2 separate regions of the Homo sapiens genome follow, and region 1 is linked to region 2. Evidence: chromatin loops called from intact Hi-C (ENCODE). Cell type or tissue: gastrocnemius medialis. All regions are shown on one strand. Each heading gives the region's core, and the rest is flanking DNA. Links, peaks and the distances in the headings are about the cores only.

Region 1 (2,922 bases), core at 205-2,704, 200 kb after region 2:
AGAAGCTGCGAATCTAGGGGTTTGAGTGATTTTGTTGATATATAAATATTGGCATGTAATTTAAATGTAAGAAAAAAAACAAGACTGTTGGCTGGGTCCATTTCACAGGCCTCTAGCTTTCAATCTTGAGCCAGAGAGTTAAAGGAACCCCATCTAGCTGTCAGTAGAACATGTGATTTTTAAGTAGGACTGCCTTCTGAAAGACCTGCTAGGGAAAGCCAGCCACAGAATGGCTGACCTAGAGGCCCAAAACGGGTGACCCCTTGAATGGGTTTGCTTCTTTGAGCGTCGGTTAGAGTATCTGTCAAATGCAGTCACCTTAATCTCAGCAGAGCTAAGGCTCAGTGGTTGTTTCTTGGCAGTTGACTGGGCAGTCAATGTCAGATGCTATGTTTCAATTTCTTTGTTGGTCTCCTAGTCTGTGTTTACATCTACAGCCTCATCCTCTTCCTCTCCCTTCGCTTGCTAAATTTCTTTCTTTTCTTTTCTTTTTTTTTTTTGAGACTTGGCATGCTCTTTCCTTTTGCTTTTTTCCTTTTGTGGCTTTGCACAGTTTTAAGCAGCACCTCCTCCAGGGAGTGTTCCGTGATTCCACCTTTAGGCCCCTACTACCTTGTTGGTTCTAGCACAACACTCATCAGCTGTTGTACATGCTTGTCTCCCCCCAGGAGACTGTGAGCTTCTTGATGGCAGGCACCACCCTTTTCACAGCTGAGTTCCAGTGCCTTGTGTGGTTCCTGGAATCTACAAACAATAGCTCACATTTCTGGAGCCCTGACAGTGGGGGCTCTGCCTGAATTGCCTAATGTAATCCTCGCAACAGCCTTCTGATGTCAAAGCTGTTCTTTTCATCCTTGGTGCATCCTTGTTTACACAGAGGTGAAATACCCTGCCCAAGGACACTTAGCTCACAAGCCAGGCAGGACTTGAACCCTGGCCATCTGACTCCAGAAACCACATCTTAATGAACAAGTTACACTGTCTTTCAGAATGTACATAAGGATGTCTGATAAGTGAATGAACAGAGAGAGAAAGAAGGAACAGGGGAGGGATGAAGTAGAAACATGCCATTATCACTGAGGAGGAGGGTTATCTTTTTATTTGTCATGGGTATGCATCCAGTTCTGTATGATAGTAGTGTCATTTAGGTATGTAGTTATTTAAATGTAAGTTGAAGAAAGTGGGAGAGCTACATCATCATCCGATTTTATTTACACCAGTTAGAAGTGCAGTTAAACTTCAAACACCTTCTTATGTGCTCAGGACTGGCAGCAGTGGACAGGTCTTAAAGATGCATTATGAACTTGGAGTGGAGAACATGTTGGCCTCTAAGCAAGCAGTGTCTGCCTGGGGTGCTGGTGGGGACGAAGAGTGAGGGACACAAGAATGAATTGAGCAGAAAATGATAGATTGTTCATTAGTGGAAATTGTTGTGCCTAAACCCGTTTACTGTTTTATTTTATTTTATTTTATTTTTAGACATTCTTACTCTGTTGCCCAGGCTGGAGTGCAGTGGTGTGATCTCGGCTCACTGCAACCTCCACCTCCTGGGTTCAAGCAATTCTCCTGTCTCAGCCCCCTGAGTAATTGGGATTACAGGCAGTGTGCATCACCACAGCTGGCTAATTTTTGTATTTTTAGTAGAGATAGGGTTTCACCATGTTGGCCAGGCTGGTCTTGAACTCCTCAGCTCATGTGATCTGCCTGCCATCTGACCTCCCAAAAGTGCTTGGCCTCTCAAAGTGCTGGGATTACAGGCATGAGCTACTGTGCCTGTCCCCATTTATTCTTATGCAGCAAGAGTTGTGTGATCTAGTTGTATGGTCTCTGGGGAAAAAGGCTGGCAATGGCACGTTCATTGAACTAATGGGAGTGAGTATATAATTTTTTTTTTTCTTGTTCTGAGACAAGTCTCACTCTATCACCCAGGCTGGAGTTCAGTGGCACAGTCTCAGCTCACTGCAGCCTCTACCTCCTGGGTACAAGCTATCCTCCCACCTCAGCCTCCTGAGTAGCTGGGACTACAGGCGTGTGCCACCACACCTGGCAAATTTTTTTTGTATTTTGTAGAGACAGGGTTACGCCATGTTGCCCAGGTTGGTCTCGAACTCCTGAGCTCAAGGCGAGCCACTTACCTTGGTCTCCCACAGTGCTGGGATTACAGGCGTAAGCCACCATGCCTGGCCCAGAAGTTTTTTTTTTTTTTTTTTTTTTTTTTTTAGGAAACTGAAGCTGACTCTATTATGAGCTGGTTCTGATGGAACTTGATGGTCAGGAGGAAATTAGAGCAGATAGTGTGGCCTAGTTGGTTAAGTGGGTGGACTCTGGAGCCTGCTGTGGCCTGCCGCTCACCAGCTGTGCAACCTCAGGCAAACTGCTTAACCCCTGTTCCTCCATTTCCTCATCTGTAATGATGCAGATAACATTGCCTGTCTGGTAGCATCACGTGAATATTGGTGAGTTAACCCTTGCTAAAGACTTTGTCATGCTTGGTACCTAAACGCTCATTAACTGATGGCTGTCATTTTGATTATGATTGTGATAAATAGTGTTTGGCAAGGATTGGAATCCACCATTCAAGACAGGAACTATCCAGTGTTGGAGGCACAGGCCTTCTCTCCTGTAACCCTTGTCACTTCTGTGTTATGGTTTGTAAATTTTATAATGGGTGGGGTTACTGGGCCCCAGATCAGTACAGGGCAGGGGAGTGACTGTCCTGTGGTAGGGAGGCACTCAGCCAGCATCAGGACTTTGTGACACTCCAGGTCCTATGTAGAAGGCCACTGCAGATGAGTCTCCTGGATTTTTTTTTTTTGGCTTTGACAGTTGAGTTTGGAGCCTCTGCTTGTGGCATTGTGCTAAAGCAAAAAGGAATGGAATTTGCAATGAGAGAGCCTTTCAAGTTCAGGCTCAGCCTTTAGC
Region 2 (2,922 bases), core at 132-2,631:
ATTTGCCTGCTCGATGATCTTGGCTTGTGACTTACCTCTCTGAGCCTCATTTTCTTCATTTGTGAAATTGAGATAAACATAAATTTAGTTATTATATAATATTAATGTTCATATGATAATTATGACAGGCTGCATATTGTGGTATATAGTACCACAAACTCGAGTCAGGCTGCTAAAGTTCAAATCCCCCTTCCTAGTATCATAACTTCCAGCAAGTTATTGAACCTCTCTGGGCCTTAATTTTCTTATCTACAAAACAAGGATAATAATAGTACCTTTACAGAGGGTTGTTAGATGTGAGAATTGTCAAGCACCTCATCCCAGCCATAAGAAAACATTATATACATGTTTGCTAAACCTTAAAGACTGTGAAACTATTATTAATTATTTCATTTTGGTTCTTATAGAAATCCTGTGAGGTTAGATACAGGGCAAGTATTACTCCCCACTGCCTCATTCCCTATTTGTTGTTATTGCTTGTTTCGTATTTGAGGGGGAAAAATGGAGTTCTGAAAGGTTAAAGTGGTTGGCTGAAGGGAACCTGGCTAGTAAATGTTATAACTGAAACTAGAACCCATGGTACTTGCTATAAAAGATACAGGTGTGCCTATACACATTTATCGAGGGCATGAAGATATTAAGGCTTTACTGTAATAAATCTGAAGACAAGTGACTAGGGTATCTCCCTCTTCTGCACCACCACCCCCACCACCATGTGCCAGATCTGCTGGCATACTGCTAACTGATGTTCTTTGTGAATGATGGCATTGAGCTTGTGCCCTCTCATTGGGTCTCTGGGGCTTACTGAGGCAGCCAGTTTAAACCTCTTACAGATTCTAACTGCATTAAAGTTAGTGTTACCTGCTCTCTGGCTGGACTTCCTTTGGAGACCAGAAGATTCTACTATATTCCAATACCTGATTTCAGAACCCCTTAGGGGAGCCATGTCATTTGCGGGAAGCTCAGGCTTAAATAGGAATGCTCCCCTCCCCCTACCTTTCTGTTTGCAATAGAAACTCTTTATTGCTCTTGAGAAACTTAATTAGGAGAACCATATATCAGGGAGTGTAAACATAGCTTTAAAACACTTGCCAATCTCTTGTCACCTAGGCAGTTATCTTTAGATTAAAACGTTCTCATGTTTGTTCACAAACATGGGCACTTTAAAACATGCTGCCACATGAGGGGTTAAAACATAAATATTATCCTATATGAGCAAAGAAAGGTGCTTTAGTACTTAAGTCCTATTTTTGAGCTGTGGAATTCAATTCCTTCCTGTTGCCAGCTGAACCTGGGGCTCTGATGTATTAGATGAAAATATATTCCTATCTTCAAACGTGGACAACAGGACATTCTGTCCTCCAAATTTCAGTGTTTGAATTGGGTGTTACAGGAAACTTGGCACCCTCTCTTTTCAAAATAATAAACAGACATGATGTGGCTTCATGTTTCATCTGATGGGGCTTAGATGCTATTGCCTCATAAAGGCTGATTCACAGACAAATGGAGACTAATTATAGTAGCTTAAAAATAATATCGCTGTTTAAATTTGGCAAGGCAAGATGCCTCGCATGCTTTGTAGGACACGAGAGACTCCGTTTCTTTGGTGGCATGGAGGTGACATACCCATTTCTATTTCAGCCACACAGTGGTGGTGCTGGTTCATTACCTGCCATGTTTATTTTTTTTAAGGATTTCTTATGATCTCTCACATATACCCATGCACAAACATTGAACTCTCTCTTCCTATAATCTTTACAGGGAGTTCTTTCCTGCTATCTGTCCACTGCATTTTTAAGAAACAAATGTCTGGGCTGAGGAAAGTGAATGGCTTTTTGTTTTTTTTTCTAAGCATTTCAGAATCTCTACTGTGAAAAATTGCAGGAAGTTATTCACTTCTCTCTAAGGAATGGATAGAGGATGTCTGTCATAAGAGACCATTCTGATTACTTTTATTCTATCCATCTTCCCCAAAACTGTGCATTAGGTTGGAAAACAGTTTTAATTTGTTTTTGAATTTGCTTTAAATAAGTAGGTGATATACAAAATTGACCATGTGCAAAATTTAAAAATTAGTAAAAATGTTTTCAGTGAAAAGTAAATCTTCTACCTCTCTCATATCTAGGATCTAGGTACCTCTCTTTGGAAGAAATCCTGAGCACCATTTTATTCTATACTATTCTGGAGATTTTCTAGATATTTATAAATATGTATGTGTGTGTGTATATATATATTATATGTAGTTCATACAAATGGCACATATTATCTACAATTTTTTTTTTTTGAGACAGAGTCTCACTCTGTCGCCCAAGGTGGAATACAATGGTGTGATTTTGGCTCACTGCGACCTCCACCTCCCAGGTTCAAGCGATTCTCCTGCCTCAGCCTCCCGAGTAGCTGGGATTACAGGTGCCTGCCACCACGCCCAGCTAATTTTTGTATTTAATAGAAACAGGGTTTCACCATATTGGTCAGGCTGGTCTTGAACTCCTGACCTCAGGTGATCCACCCACCTTGGCCTCCCAAAGTGCTGGGATTACAGGCGTGAGCCACCGTGCCCGGTGATCTACAATATTTTGAACCATTTTTATTTAACTGTAATCTTGGAGATCATTCCACATCACACATTGAGATACCTCATTCTCTTTAACAGCTGTCTAGTTTTCCATTGAGTAGAAGTGCCATAATACATAAACAATTGCCTATGAACGGTAGTTAGGCTGTCTTAATCTTTTGTCCATAAAATCATTATATAATGAATAATTTTGTACATCTACTGTAGGATAGGTGGTCTGTCTCAGTGGTTACAAGCAGGGCTCTGGAGCCCAAGGGCCTGAGTTTAAACCCTAGTTTCTTCGTTTACTTTTTTTTTTTTTTTTTTGAGATGGAATCTTTCTCTGTCACCCAGGCTGGAGTGCAGTG

Evidence for each region. Hi-C counts contacts between places; a loop is a spot of excess contacts. Peaks named below come from ENCODE experiments on the same cell type or tissue, not always from the same donor. Only the 100,000 strongest peaks of a DNase experiment are listed, where the experiment ranks them.
Region 1: it touches region 2 in a loop (3-fold over the local background); 2 of 110 quality-filtered maps call a loop at or near these places.

The regions. Positions count from the first base shown.
Region 1 is chr10:95,276,195-95,279,116 of GRCh38, reverse strand. All of the region lies in intron 1 of PDLIM1 (PDZ and LIM domain 1), which reads left to right. Among named protein-coding and RNA genes, the nearest start is that of PDLIM1, 13 kb to the left of the region's middle. In gastrocnemius medialis, for the core only: no CTCF peak of the experiment used is centred there; DNase peaks (open chromatin) are centred at 796, 1,327 and 1,716; H3K4me3 peaks cover 425 bases; H3K27ac peaks cover 2,500 bases.
Region 2 is chr10:95,472,990-95,475,911 of GRCh38, reverse strand. The region is part of intron 2 of SORBS1 (sorbin and SH3 domain containing 1); the gene reads left to right. Among named protein-coding and RNA genes, the nearest start is that of SORBS1, 87 kb to the left of the region's middle. In gastrocnemius medialis, for the core only: a CTCF peak has its summit at 1,646; a DNase peak (open chromatin) is centred at 1,581; H3K27ac peaks cover 2,500 bases.